2 separate regions of the Mus musculus genome follow, and region 2 is linked to region 1. The links are chromatin loops, found by intact Hi-C in ENCODE. Cell type or tissue: left cerebral cortex. All regions are shown on one strand. Each heading gives the region's core, and the rest is flanking DNA. Links, peaks and the distances in the headings are about the cores only.

The links. Peaks named below come from ENCODE experiments on the same cell type or tissue, not always from the same donor. Only the 100,000 strongest peaks of a DNase experiment are listed, where the experiment ranks them.
Region 2: a loop joins it to region 1, with 3 times the contacts of the local background. A loop is called at or near these places in 11 of 42 quality-filtered maps.

Annotation. Positions count from the first base shown.
Region 1 is chr2:71,544,651-71,552,119 of GRCm38, forward strand. It overlaps Dlx2 (distal-less homeobox 2), which reads right to left and starts at 2,104. Exons shown (of 3, transcript NM_010054.2): 1 at 1,334-2,104; 2 at 734-918; 3 at 1-274. The coding sequence starts at 1,742. In left cerebral cortex, for the core only: a CTCF peak has its summit at 3,402 (motif pointing left); DNase peaks (open chromatin) are centred at 1,732, 2,189, 2,450 and 3,389; H3K4me3 peaks cover 1,364 bases; H3K27ac peaks cover 349 bases.
Region 2 is chr2:71,246,778-71,254,246 of GRCm38, forward strand. It overlaps Dync1i2 (dynein cytoplasmic 1 intermediate chain 2), which reads left to right. Exons shown (of 16, transcript NM_010064.4): 6 at 1-7; 7 at 236-398; 8 at 512-611; 9 at 1,044-1,169; 10 at 2,010-2,156; 11 at 2,532-2,645; 12 at 2,942-3,075; 13 at 4,065-4,209. Among named protein-coding and RNA genes, the nearest start is that of Dync1i2, 39 kb to the left of the region's middle. In left cerebral cortex, for the core only: a CTCF peak has its summit at 4,254 (motif pointing right); DNase peaks (open chromatin) are centred at 3,257 and 4,251.

The DNA of each region.
Region 1 (7,469 bases), core at 996-5,995:
CCGAAGCCTGGTGGTACCACGGGTAGTTTCCCAGAAAGGCCGAGGCGGCGCTGCTCGGGCTGGAGCCAGAGCTGCCCGCACCGCCGCCTCCGCTGCCCGGGCCGCCGCCAGCCATCCGCTGCGGCGCGCCGAAGTCCCAGGATGCTGGCGCCGAGACCGGCGGGGAGGCACAAGGAGGAGAAGCGCTGGCTCCAGGGTGCTGCTCGGTGGGTATCTCGCCGCTTTTCCACATCTTCTTGAACTTGGATCGGCGGTTCTGGAACCAGATTTTGACCTTTGTAGAAAAAAAGGAAAAGCCCTGAGCTTTAGTACAGGAACCTGGGCAGGAGGTTGGTGGAGTGGAGACGGCGGGCGAGCAGACCTGGGCTCTGGGCCTCCGCTGCTTCTAGCTACATTGGGGGGATCTCAAAATGCTGATGGATGAGCTCTAAGTATGTGACCAAGGTTCTGGGTAGTGCGGTGTCAGGTCAGTTATGGAACCCGCTTTAGCAGCAGCGAGTGGAAAGGCGTTGTAGTGTGGGATTTCTGTCCACCCGGGTCATTTTCTTTCCTCCCATGCGGCTGCCCCCTTTGAAAAAAATTTCTTATTTTGTTTGTTTGTTTGTTTTAAGCATTGGGCCTAGAAGTTTACTTTGCCCGGAATAAAAAAGCACAGGTGAAAATATACTTTTGAAAAGTTGTTCCGGACGTGCCCGCTTCCTAGAGAAAGCAGGCCATCTCCCACCTTGCTCACCTGAGTTTGGGTGAGGCCCAGGGACGCCGCCAGCTCGGCTCGCTCTGGCAGGGCCAGATACTGGGTCTTCTGGAAGCGTCGTTGAAGGGCCGCCAGCTGGAAACTGGAGTAGATGGTGCGTGGTTTCCGGACTTTCTTTGGCTTCCCGTTCACTATTCGGATTTCAGGCTCAAGGTCTTCCTTGTCTGCAACGAAAAGTGAGTGGTGAGCACCCACCGTCCAACCCCGCGGTCCTAAAGTTCGGAGCGGAGGCCTTTAGAGACTTGAGGAGGCCTTCCCAACTTCAGCACGCGCCGACTGGCCTGGCCACGGAACCCTGCAAGGGACCCGGGGGAGCTGTGCAAGAGAGAAAGAAGAGGCGGGCAGCAAAGCTATGCGCTACCCACAGCATGCCAACTGGCCCAACCGCCCACCGACTCTGTCCCCCGGAGCGTGGAGAGGCAGAAACTGCGATTCGCGTGCAGTTGGAGATTGGGCAGAGTTCAGGGCGGGAGCAAGAGATGCACAGAGTGCAAGGCTAGAGCTCCGGACTGCCCCCCACCCCATGCTTACCCGGTCCCTCCCCGTGACTTGGGCACCCTAGATGCTTGCGATGCTTACCCGGCTCGTTGTTGACCGGAGACGAACTGGTGCCGTAGGGCGCGTAGGAGGTGTACGCGGCGGTGTAGCCCAGGTCGTAGCTGCTTTTGGCGGAGTAGGAGACATTGTTGAGGCCGCTGGCGTGGTACTGGTAGGAGCCCATGTGCGCGTAGGGCGAGGCCCCCCCGCCGCCGCCGCCCGCCGGGTGCTGCTGGTTGGTGTAGTAGCTGCTGTCCGTAGCCGTGGACACCGGGAGGGTTGGCGACTCCTGGGGCTTGTGCAGGCTGCTGTTGCTGCTGCTGCTGTTGCTGTTGCCGCCAGGGCCGGCGCCCGCACCGCTCGGGGGCTGCTGGTGCTGGTGGTACGTGCTGGAGGCGGTGATCTGGGTCGAGTGCATATCAGCCACCAGACTGTCAAAGACTCCAGTCATCCTGACCCGGGACAGGAAAGAGCACGGGTGGCGGGCGAGAGGGGGATGCGAGGCGCCTCCTCTGTCTATCTCTCCGGGTCCCTTCCAGCAACCAATGTAATTACGGGGAGGGGGAGGGAGAGGAAAACAAGAAATGAGGCTACGGTCTAGGCGCCTCCTCCCCTGGAGGAGGCGATCACCGTGCGTGGCTCGGGACCGCAGCTGCTGGCCGCATCCTTCCCGGGCCTCTCGGACCTCTCGGCTCCTGGCCCGGCTCGGGCGGGGGGCGGGCAATGGAGGGGGCAAGAGCGGTCAGACCCGGTAGGGGCTCCAGGAGGCGGGAGCAGGTGAGCGACCCCCGAGCAGCTTTACGATTGTCTGCCGGGCAGGCTCCTGCAGGGTGGGCATTTAACACTTATCACGTGACCGCGGGCAACGTCACCTAGCAACAGCCAATCAGAAGGAATGAGCCGCGGGGCGCCGGGAGTCCGCGACCGGGCGGCCCCGGGACCCGCGTGTCACGTGGCGGGCAAGGCGGCCGCGGTGGGTGCGTGTACAAGCACTGCAGAAAGTGGGTACCCGATCTGGAGCTGGATAGGGTGCGGGATGGCCCGCAACAGGACATAAGGCTCCGGGAAAGAAATGGGGTCTCCCACCTTACTCTGCTTTCAAGAGCCAAGTCTAACGATTTACATCTCTTGTCCAACTTCGCCTTAATCAAATAAAGCCAGGAAGAGGGCCGAGCCAGCTCTGTCTCCTTTTTCTCCAGATACTTTTCCTCGAGGTGCCTGGCTCGCACTACTCTTGTCAGCCACTTTGCACCTGACGGGCAATTGATTTAAATTATCCATAAACCGCGTATAATAACCTATGCTTCCCAAACTACCCACAGAGATATTACGACAATTAATTGGATAATGTTTAACGTTTTTCCTTTTTGCTTGAGAGAAGAGCTCTATAAGCCCAAAGGTATTATTACTAGTAATGTATTTGAAATCACTTTTCCTCATACACATAAAGGTCTCTAGTAATGACGCACATCTGAGCCACTAGCTGGAAACTGATTCTGAGGTTCCCTCCTTGGGAAAGGTAGGCCAGACTAGACAGCCTTCAAAGTCGTTTGCATTGGTGTTTTTATGAAAAGGGGAATGAAAAAAAAAAAGAGATACTGAAGTAATATTAGAGATTTATCAAGATTCATTATCACACGTTTTCTTGATATAAACAATAAATATAAGAAGTTTTATTTTGTCTACTTTATTTTACATTTTCGTGTTCTAGGATCTTACTCCACTGTTGTAATTTCTTTCTCTAGGTTTCTTTCTTTATTTTTATTTTTCTTCTTTCTTTCTTTCTTTCTTTCTTTCTTTCTTTCTTTCTTTCTTTCTTTCTTTCTTTCTTTCTTTCTTCCTTCCTTCCTTCCTCTCTCTCTCTCTCTCTCTCTCTTTCTTTCTTTCTTTCTTTCTTTCTTTCTTTCTTTCTTTCTTTCTTTCTTTCTTTCTTTCTTTCTTTCTTTCTTTCTTTCTTTCTTTCTTTTCCAAGTGATGAGTTCCCCTCTCTGGTGGTTGGGATTTTCAAAAGAAGGGTGATGGATGGACTCAGCGCAGTGATGGACTCTCAAGTTTGAAGATTGCGGTAGCGCCTGCTTTGTGGCGCCACCTGGTGGACAGTGTAGGAGGTTGTTACAGGCCTGGTAGACAGTCTAATCACGCCCAGGCGCCAGCCTCTGAAACCCCCCAAAAGAACAAAATAGTAATTAAAAGCCACAAAATTGTGCTAGTGCGCGCCATCTGAAGCATCCCTTCCTAAAGACATAACATGTCACTGAAAGAACTTGTTACAACAACTGCCTAATGGAAAACAAGTTGATACTTTAAAAAATACGATCTTTGGTCTTCCCCAGAAAAAGCAAGTGTGTAATTAAAACTCCAGCATTCACACAGCGGAATAATGAGGCAGGTAATGCGCCTTCCAGTCTGCCTGGATTTAGTTCTCAGCCACTTGGCTAAGGAAGGCCTAGAGAATGGGGAAGAATGAGTTTTATTAGAAACGCTCCCTGGTGGGACTCGCCTGCACCAGACCAGACCCTCCCTACTGTATTGACTTTAAACTGCTTCCTGCCCCTTTTATGTGCATCAACGGTATCTCAAGGTTTTTAATCCAGATTGCCTTTTAGCGACTCGATTTCAAGTCCCTGTGCTCTGACACCACACGAGTAGCTGTTTTGCCCTAATAAAAGGAAAAAAACCAATCAAAATTAAAATTAAAAATCAGAATCAGAATTAAAAATCTGATTGCGCTTTCTCTGCCCCTTTGTTGCCAATCAAGCCTGTCCTGAAGGCATACTGGTGGTGGAAAGTTTTCTGCATTCTATTTCTTTCTCAATCCCCAGAAACAGTGTAAACTCAGGTGAGATTTATAAAACAGCATCATTCTGGAATAAATAGGACCTGGGCCCTCTTTTATCTTGGACACAAGATGAGTGCCCTGTAGCCTGGGAAGTGGATGCAGCTCTGAGCCTAGAGAGGGGAAAAGCTGCAAGGGGAAGGAGAGAGACCTATAGCTGGGGGGGGGGGGGGGACCTAGGCTTGAAGTGTCCTGATAAGCCAGACACAAATCTACATCTTGTTCCATTTACTAATTTTGTTTTCTTGAGGCACAATCTCAGGACGCTGTGCTGGCTAGTCTGGAACTTGCTGTGTAGACGAACCTGGCTTCAAATTCACAACCATCCTCCTGTCTACATCTGAGTTCCTGAGTGCTGGGATTACAGGCATGAGCCACCCCACCCCCACCCGCCAAAATCTAGGTTCATCCAAATTGTCTCATTGCTTTGTAAGAAATAGCCAACGGATTTCTCTACTTTGGTCTAAAGTGAAGCACCCTAAGTATTCTTGTATTGATTGTATTCTTGTATTGATTGATATTTTACACTTTGAGCCCCAGTTCTGAGGAGAGCCACTCTGCTCTCCTCAGACAGAAGAGGCCTCAAGAGGGAGTTGAGATGAATTTGGAGAGAAACTGGCTGCCTGAATGAGGCTAGTTTGCCTTGGTGCTTGCTCCTTCCCTTCAGTTATTATTCCTAGCCCCAGAGTTCTTTTAGTCTGCCTAGATCTAGTAGAGGAGGGTTAGGTGTCTCAATGCAGACTTTGTGTGTTTCAACACATCTCAGTTTGCAGCCTGTTCCTCAGAGTGTAGCTTGATCCACCCATTCCCTTTGTAGCAATGAACATCTCGAGGTTCTTGGATAGAAGAAAACAACTTCTTTCGCATCAGGTGCTTCACTCAACTTCAGCTGTCAGCCAGCTGCCTTCTCTGTTGCTACAGCACAAATCCCAGTAGTGTTTAGGGTAAGCCCTCAAACACCCAGGATTTCCAGAGGCTCCAAGCTGGAGAGTGAAGGTTCACTTAGGGCTCCCCCTAACCCCCTGGCCAGATTCCCTCGATTTCGCTTGGCCCAGAACTTTGCCTCTGCTTGTCTACTGGGTGTCCTGCACCAAGCTGAGAGGTGAGATCTGGGAAAGAAGGCACCCGCCCCACTCCCCCAGGGCTTCCATGTTGGTCTGCACATTCCAAGGCTAGTTTGACTACCTACTCTCTGGCTATGGTCCCAGGGTGAATCTTTGCTTGCTGCTGGTCCCAGGAGTGATGCTTGGTGTGTGTGTGTGTGTGTGTGTGTGTGTGTGTGTGTGTGTGTGTATGTGTTTATGTGTGTGTGTATGTGTGTGTGTCTTGGGGGTACCACCCCTATAGCTCTGGAGACCTGCAATTTCTAAATCTCTTAAGCTTTGTCCTGGAACTCAAAGCTGTGGGGAAAGGGCAGGGATTTGTCTCTGGAGACCTCCCAGTCCTGCCCGTCTCATACTGGCTTCTCTATCACAGCCACACAGCTACCCCAGAAAGTTCTTGTTAGTGTCTTTAACACTGGTTCTCCCAGCAAGACCCTAAGGTTTCCTCCAGGAATCCAGGGAGCCACACAGAATCCCATCCCTTAAGCCTTCACATGGACAGACTCCAGAGCCTGTATTCTTGAAACTCAAGTTTGTGTTTTAGTTTTCCTTCCTAGGCTCAGCAAGAGGTCACAATGCTTTCAAGGGTTGGGCTTGTTAGCCCAGCTAAGTGGGTGGGGTCTTCTGCTAGGTGCTTCCCTGATAGCTCCCCAGGGGCATCTTTGCCTTTCCTTTCTCCACCTTAAGTGGTCCTGAGTACAAGGCTCTCTACTGCTCCCAATCTCACTACTGGCACTTCCTTGTTGTAACATAGTGTCCGGATCTGGGGATCACTAAGGTCCGGTGGCCTACAGTCTAGTAGAGAAGGCAATTGCTAGAACATATCCTAGACTGAGTCGGTCACTCATTAACCCTAGCTTCTGCCAAGCCTTTACCATCCATCTTAGCTGTGAGGAATCCATAGAGTGGGTATAGAATTGACAGAGAGGGAAACAAAGGCATAGCCCCAGATCTCTTGTTTATGACAAGGACAAACGGTAGTGATGTGTTTCTTAAAAGATAAAGAGAGGGTGGTTATGTTCTATGGAGGTGTGGTGAGGTATGGGGAAAGCAGGTGCCTCCGTGGCCCATGCTGAGACATCCCTTCCCCTGAGGGACCAACCACATATAGTATAGAATAGAGTTTATTCAGGGTATGGGAAGGGGAGAGGGAAGAAGAGGGGAGAGGGGAAAAGGGAAAGGGGGGGGAGAGGGGAGAGGAGAGGAGAGGGGAGAGGAGAGGAGAGGGGAAGAGGGAAAGGGGAGGAGAGGGGAGAGGAGAGGAGAGGGGAGAGGGGACAGGCAAGAGGGGAGAGGGGAGAGGGGAGAAGCCAGCCATGAACATGTGGAGAGATGGGGGAAGGGGATGGGGAAGGGGGGAGGGGACAGAGCTGGGAGCAAGAAAGGAAGAGCAAGAGCAGGCAAGAGGGCAAGAGAGGAAGAGAAGGAGGAGGGGGCAAGCAGCCCCTTTTATAGTGGGTCAGGCCTCCCCGGCTGTTGCCAAGTAACTGTGGAGTGGAGCTTAGATAGAATGCTAACACGTAGAGTCCAGATTTGGTCCATGCAAGGGTGCTTTTGCTTAGGAACTGGATTTGTGGCCCGAGGAATGAAGGTTGCACAGCACCCTTGTCTTGTCCGGTAGGGTACTGTAGAAGGGACATTAATATCCTCAAAGGTTGAGCATAGTTCTGTAGCCCCAAGATTTTTTTCCCCTCAGGATTCCAGTGGACCTATCTCAGGTCACATGGGAAGATTCCAAACAGAAGTGAAGAGTTCAAGTCTTTGACCGGGGATGAGGGGGAGAAAGCAGTGGCCAGGCTGAGCTTCAAGGACATTGTCCCTTCAGAGAACGACAGGGGACTCTTTCGACTTTCCAAGGCACTTCTTCAAGCAGAAAGCCCTGACTCTTTCCCCAGAGCTGGGGAGCCGGTTCAGCACGCTGCTACAACTTTCAGACCCAATCACCATCCGTTTTCTCAGCCCTATCCAGAGGGGGTTCCTGGTCTTGCGGTTAGCACGACACTGAGCCAGGGCCCCTCTAGGCTCTGTGGGCGCTGTACACTCTGAACACTAGTGCGCCACTGTCAGTGAGCAGGAGAACGCGACATCTCCGTGACTAACAGCTGTCCCACCCTGGTGCCCAGGGCAGGCGGGTTAGCGCTGGTGGACCGCTACTTTTCTCTCCCAGGTGCTCCCTGGGAAGTTCCGTGCAGCCGCTTTCTGTAGCACACACGGGGGTGGGGGGGTGGGGGGGTGGGGG
Region 2 (7,469 bases), core at 1,274-6,273, 300 kb before region 1:
AGCAAAGGTACCTTAACATACTTAAGGAATTTTTGTTTTATTTCTGTTTTGCTGAGTTCTTTTTAAACTTGTTTTATTATTTATGAGTTAAAGTAGAGTAAAATGCTCTAAATCAGAGGTGAGTTTCATTTCAAAAGAATATGTGGCATTTCTTGAACCATATTATAATAGTGAGTTGACAGGATTTAATTGGCCTAAATCATACTTTAAAAACAAAGACAAACTCTTTTTCCAGCTCCACCTCATGAACTAACTGAAGAAGAAAAGCAACAGATTTTACACTCAGAAGAATTTTTAAGTTTCTTTGACCATTCTACGAGAATTGTAGAAAGAGCCCTTTCTGAGCAGATTAACATCTTCTTTGACTACAGTGGGAGAGACTTGGAAGACAAAGAAGGGTAATATTTAGTTCTTAAGGTCATAGCTTCTGCAGCCTTAAAAGTATGTTAATATTAAGAATGACACAAGTTATAATGCTGTCTTTTCTGGGGGGGGTGATCTTTTCCTGTAGGGAGATTCAAGCAGGTGCTAAGCTGTCATTAAATCGACAGTTCTTTGATGAGCGTTGGTCAAAGCATCGAGTTGTTAGTTGTTTGGATTGGTCATCCCAGGTAAGTATAAAAAAATCAGTTGTTATAACTCACTTTTTAATTCTAATTAGCATATAGTTTTATTTTGGTTATAAGACTTCTTGTAATTAAATCAGTGTATGTCACGTTAAATAAATAATACTGGGTGGTGTTTCTGACGTTGCCATTGTCACATTGACTCGCGTACCTTAGAAGGAAAAATTGGAACTGCTTTTAGATTTGAAATTCAGGACTTTATGTTCAAACTCAATTTTGCTAATTTAATTATCCACTAACCACTTGTATAAAAATTAAACATTTTAAATGTTAAATTGTGCTAATTTAAAATTAGACTAGCATCTTGGTGAGTGTAACTATGAAGATAATTTTCAGAACAACTTGATAGATAGTTAAGAACATAAAATAGTTCTTACTATTCGTACTTTTCTTTTCCTTCTTGATTCTTGTGAGCAGTATCCAGAATTACTTGTGGCTTCCTATAATAACAATGAAGAGGCTCCTCATGAGCCTGATGGTGTGGCCCTCGTGTGGAATATGAAGTACAAAAAAACTACCCCAGAGTATGTGTTCCACTGCCAGGTAAGGTCGTCCTTCAGCTGTCTTCCCATGTTTAAGGATTCATTCATGAATTTAGACAAGTGCCTTTTTCCTTTTCCCATCAACATGATTTCATTGGACTGGCGTTTACTGAACCACACCATATTTGCAAACAGCTGTCACACACAAAGCTGAGCACTCTTAGTTCAGTATGATCTGCCCTTTTTAGCTTTTCTAATATCTCTTATCATGGTTAAGCACACCTAAAGTCCGTTGCAGTTTTGACTTTCTGTTACTGTGATTGACCATATAGACAGTCTTCTGGAATGCGTTGTTCTCACAGGAAGTGGGACTTACTACAGAATATATAATTAGACCTCAGCCCCTGAATCTCTTAGTCATGGCCGGAGGAGTTGCAACTAAATAGTTTTAAGTAAAAACATGTGGTTGAAGTAGGAAGTAGATGTAGTTTTTTTTAAAGTGGATTTAGCAAAACTTAAAATTTGTGACTCTTACTGATTGTATGAGTTAAAATCTTAATAGTGTCATAATTCAAAATAAATACTTCAAATCAAAACTAATATATTCTTTACTGTCATATTATAGTTAGAGGTCAGTCACAGGCCAACTTTGCTTTAAAAACTGAAATTGATTGAAGCAAGTTTTATTTTGTTTGATAACCATGTAAACATATAAAGATCACATTTGACTTTTGAACAAAAACTACTATAGTTTTTTCTTACAATATTCAAATAGAGTAGATTGTTTTTAAAACTTCTAATACCTTAAGTAATAGGTAAATATTTCCGATAGATTTGTTTTTCTAATTCGTCAGACTTTCCTCACTTAAATCTTAAATACAAAAATTCTGCGTTTTTGCAGTCAGCTGTAATGTCTGCTACATTTGCAAAATTTCATCCGAATCTTGTTGTTGGAGGTACATATTCAGGCCAGATTGTGCTTTGGGATAACCGCAGCAATAAAAGAACTCCTGTCCAGAGAACGCCGCTGTCAGCTGCTGCACACACAGTAAGTAACTAGTTATTTCCCTAGACTTCCGTTGGCCTTCACCACTGACGATATAGTCCTAGGAGAGTGACTTCGATACGCTTCCTTGTATGTGTAGGGTGCATATATCACAAAGTCCTCTGTTTTCTAAGACAACCTCTTATCAATGAACAGAATAGCAACACACTTCATATTAAAGCTAAGTCAGTGATGGGCTGCTGTCCTAGCAGTGCTCAGGGTCCTGGGTTCACCTCCCAAGAGCAACAGAACAAAAGCTGGCAGGTTAACAAACCTGTTTTGATAGGAATTGGAATACCCGTAATTAGACTAATTTTTTTCTGGGTTTTGTTATTGTTTGTTTGTAAATAACCTCTGAAAACTGTTTTATGTCTTTAGCACCCTGTCTACTGTGTAAATGTTGTTGGAACACAAAATGCTCACAATCTGATTAGCATCTCTACTGATGGAAAAATTTGTTCCTGGAGTTTGGACATGCTTTCCCATCCACAGGTATGTTAAACTTAGGAATGTGAAAATTTGAAGTAAAATTAGTTTTCATTTCATATGTACCCCCACGTGCATTTTATCATAAGCTATTTTTATACTATTGCACAGATTATAAATCTAAGTGGTGTGTTGATGGTTTAAATATATCTTACCAAAGCTTTTTCATTTAACTGAGGTAGGTAGGTTTATATTAATAGTATATTAAAACAGTAGCATACAAACTAGTTAAAACTAGAAGATTTGTAATAAAATTTGAAAATAAAGCTTTACAAATTAATTTTCTCATTTTTTTCCTCTAGGATAGCATGGAGTTGGTTCATAAACAGTCAAAGGCAGTAGCTGTAACATCTATGTCTTTCCCTGTTGGAGACGTCAACAACTTTGTTGTGGGCAGTGAAGAAGGTTCTGTGTATACAGCATGCCGCCATGGCAGGTAAACTTAGTAGGAATTAGATGTTGTTTAGAATTTTCCCTTGAGTCATCTCATTGAAACAGCTTGTTCCGTATTTAAGTAGAATCCTCTCCTAGACTTGGGACATTAAATTTGGGCAACGAGAACTTGAGTTAATTTTTTTTTTAGCTGTAGTAGTTTGGATTCATGTGCTTTTGGATTGTGTGTGTTGCAGTATGTTGTAGGGATCTGTGTGTGCTGCATATGCTCACAGAAGTTACTGTAGGAGGTGTGTTCAGCATTAGAAATGCAGTGTGTATGTTCCACATATTGGCCTTCAGGTTCATAAATGTGATTGTCACCTGTTTTCTGTTTAGGTTCATTTGAACTTTGAGTTTTAGTCTGAGCCTTCTGATAATGGTCTAGCAATGTCACTACATATGTTAAGCTGACTAATAGTTCTCCTACTGTTCGGTCTGTTTTGAAATTGTCTAGCTGTTCTTTAAAAGCATTGAACATCTGGACCTCATTTCCAATATAGATTGCCTTCATTTCATTTCAAAGCTTTTAATTTAAAATAGTCCAGATTGTTTCCTACATAGCATCCCTACACAGCATCCTTTGTCCTTGTTTTACCACCATGGATATGGTCTTTTGAGTTCTCTTGTCAACAGCATGGTGTTTATGGCTCTAAAATGCCCCTGCTATATTAGTAGTGTTACCACATCTGAATAAAGTGGCATTTGTTATAAGTTACGTTGATAAACTATGAACCCAGAATTGTGTTTGAAATTAATTCAAAGTCTGCTGTATAAACCCATGATGTGATACATTTGCTGGGTGTAATGGTGCAGGCATTTAATCTCAACACTCTGGAGGCAGAGGAAGATGTAGCCTGGCCTATGTAGTATGTTCCAGAGCAGCTCAGGCTACAAAGACTGTCTTAAAAATGAATAAGTAAAAATGTTAAGAAAATAATATGTGGTGTACTTCCAAGAGAGGTCCCTAACATGTTCACTTTTATGAAATAGCAAAGCTGGAATCAGTGAGATGTTTGAGGGACACCAGGGACCCATCACTGGAATCCACTGTCACGCGGCTGTTGGAGCAGTAGACTTCTCACATCTGTTTGTCACTTCGTCTTTTGACTGGACAGTTAAACTTTGGACAACTAAGGTATCTGAAACGCAGCATTCTGCTCATTTGGTCAATTTCCTGACACAAGGTGGTGCTCTAATGCTGCAGGGAAAGGCATGGTCTTAAATCCTAGATGGCTTGGAGTTGCTTTGCAGTAAGCAGAACCCAGTAAGTAGTCACACAGTGTGACAAATACGATGACCCCACAAACAGTTGAAGAGTAGGCTTCCTCCCACCTCAGGCTTCTCAAGCAAAGATCTGTTTACTCTGAATTGTGTTGGGGAGAAGGCCCTGGTATCCCCTATACTCCCTCATATAATTTTATCCAGCTTCACACAAAAGCCATTCATTTGCTCTGTGGAGAGCTATGAGACTTAATTCAGGACTGCAGTGGCTCACAGAGGTGATGGGAAATAGAGAAAAGACCGAGACCATTCACAGTAAGTCCTGTACAGGACTACACAGTAAACTTGAATCACTAAGAAATCATTGTGAAGGCACACCTGTGTGTTGTCTTAGTGTAGTATAGCTAGCTTGCTTTATTGAAGCTTAGTAAACTGGTTACTTAGTGATGAAAGTGTTCCCTGTTCCTCCAGTAATCCCAGTGAGTGTGGCTTGGCTTGGCCAGTGACAGTCTCAAAGACAGAGCTTAGGGAGCGTGACCTCTGTGACAGACTTTGTCATTTTGCTTGACCTTATTTAATATTTAATTTTAACTTACTTGCTTTCCAGTTCTTCTGCACGATCATAGTGTGGCTAGTAAAACTGCACACTCAGTGTACCCTAGTCTAGGTAAGCTGTGCTGTAGGCCGTGTCTTTCTTGTCAATCTACTTTATCTTAATGTTGACTTCTTGAATCCTTCACCATGAAACAAAGTTTAGAGACATGCTGTGGTTCTTGAAGATCTTTGAGAAAATCTAGTATTGTTAAGAGATGCTCTCTACTGTAGTGAGCTGGTTGTGTGCTTACTAAGTTCCGGCCTCAGCATCCAGAGGTTACTCCATGTTCACTCTTGTCCTGTCTTGGGCCCCACTCTCAGCCTAACATGAAATGATTTAGAAAACAGCCTCACAGAGCTTGCCCTCTAAAATTGAGCATTTTCAGCTTTGACATTAACAGACACAAAAATAGCACTTAAGTCTATGAAGGAAATATCTAGAAAAGTGCCTGACACACTGTCCAGCACGCAGCAGGCGTCATTCTAATTGGGTCAGAGCCTAAGTGCATTTAATCATTCTTCTCATTCATCCTTGGATCTTACACGGGAGAAAGGGGAGAGAAAAAGGAGTCTCACAGCCAGGAGCAAAGACAAGCATGATCTACATCTGTATATATGGGAAAATATACACTCTACTCGTAAGCAAAGCAAGATGCAGAATCACAAAGATAAAATCTACCATTTCCACAGAGGCTTCAAATAGCCATATAAGTTGCAAGATTTCTGGGTGTGTTTTCTCATGTATTAGCCCTATGAGAGTCAAGACACATTCTTGTCTAGCTTCCTTCCTATTTTGGCTATTTGGTGACTGAGTGGTTGATTTTTAAATGTCAGACATTCAGTTTGCAGCGTCATTTAAATTTGAATATGCATTAGTAGGATTTGAGAATGAAGAGCTCATCTTGCCTGTGATGGCAGACTGATGGGCATTTGGTTTTGTGGTTCTATATAGATGCTTTATTAATAGTTTATGTTTTTGTTTTCTCTGTTTCAACATAGAAGTTGCTTTTATTTATTTGTGTTTTTGTGTGTGATGTATGTATTGTGCATGTGTGTGAATGCAGGTGTGCTTGTGCCAAAGTGCACAAGGACAAGTCACAAGACAACTCCAGGGCTAGTTTCTTCTGCTACCTTGCCAGACAGACTATGGCGTTTTGATCATCAGGCCTATGCTCGGGCACCTCTTTCCCCTCAGCCATTTCCCCTGCCCCAGAAGAGAGTTGAGCAAGAGCGATAGGCAGGCATCTCTCTTTTCCTCACTAATTCAGTTTTGTTGTTTCTTTTATTCACTCTCAAATATGATACATACTCTCCCCTGCCCCTAACACCCTTCCTTGTGGCCAAAGGATGAGCCACTATAGAGTAGTATATTTTTACATTATATATGACCAAGAACCCCCTAAAATATTAACAGAATTGCATTAGCCTATCTTGTTTTTATATAGTTTAGTGATAGTACACTTGTCTACTGTGTATGAGGTCCTGAGTTCAACCCCAACTCCGGAAACAAACAAACCAAAAGACTAAGGATTACTATCTATTAGTTTGTCCTTTCTGCAAACAGTTCTGTTCTGAGTGGTCAAGCAGCAATGTGTGCTAGGTAAATGTGTGTGTGTGTGTATGTACATGTGTGTGTGTGTGTGTGTGTGTGTGTGTATGTATATATTTATATGTATGTGTGTGTGTGTGTATATATATATATATATATATATATATATATATATATATATATATATATATATAGCTACACTTGTGTCCTTAGCGTCAGCTGATTCAGACTAAACATATGCTTCCTAGTTTAGGTGTTGTTGTGTATCTACCCTTTTAAATAATTGGATTGAGGCCCTGCCTGTGCTGAATAGTGAGCAACGCTAACATTAAATAGGGTTAAAAGACATTCCCATTGCTTAGAGAAAGAAGTGTTCCCTGGGCGATGGTGGTGCATCTCTAATCGAGACTCTGGAGGCAGAGGAGGGAGGATCTCTGTGAGTTCAAGGCCATTCTGGTTTACAGAGCAAGTTCCGGGACAGCCAGGTTTACACAGAGAAACCTAGTTTCAGGGGGAAAAAGGAAAGAAATGTTCACATAGTAGACAAGTTAAAATGAACATATGGTTTGAAACTGAGGGAATGTCTGAGGGAAAGCTGGCTGATGCTGCAGACCCAGTTCCGCCTGGTGGCACTTACCACAGCAGTTGCTACAGGCCAGTGTCTAGCCTCCTTTGCATATTTAGAAACTCAATTTTGTCAGCTCCTGGCATTGATTAGATGGGGGAATGCTGAATGTAACTAACAGGCTCCTAAGACACTGGTACATTGGAGAATGTCAATTTATTAATTTACAGTCAGAAACTTAACTGCCAGAAGGGCCCAGATATTCCTGCTGGCCTGGCCAGCTCATTGTTTCTCTGTAGACTACCCACATGGGAAGCCAAATTATAATCAGAAGATTGCTTGGTGAGCAAGGAATTAGAACAGAAGGAGTTTTATCATTTGAATATTCAGTGGCATCAAGCTAAGATAGCTTGATTCATTGATCTTCAAGTAAAGATAGCCTTGCCATGGGGTAGTTGATTCTCAC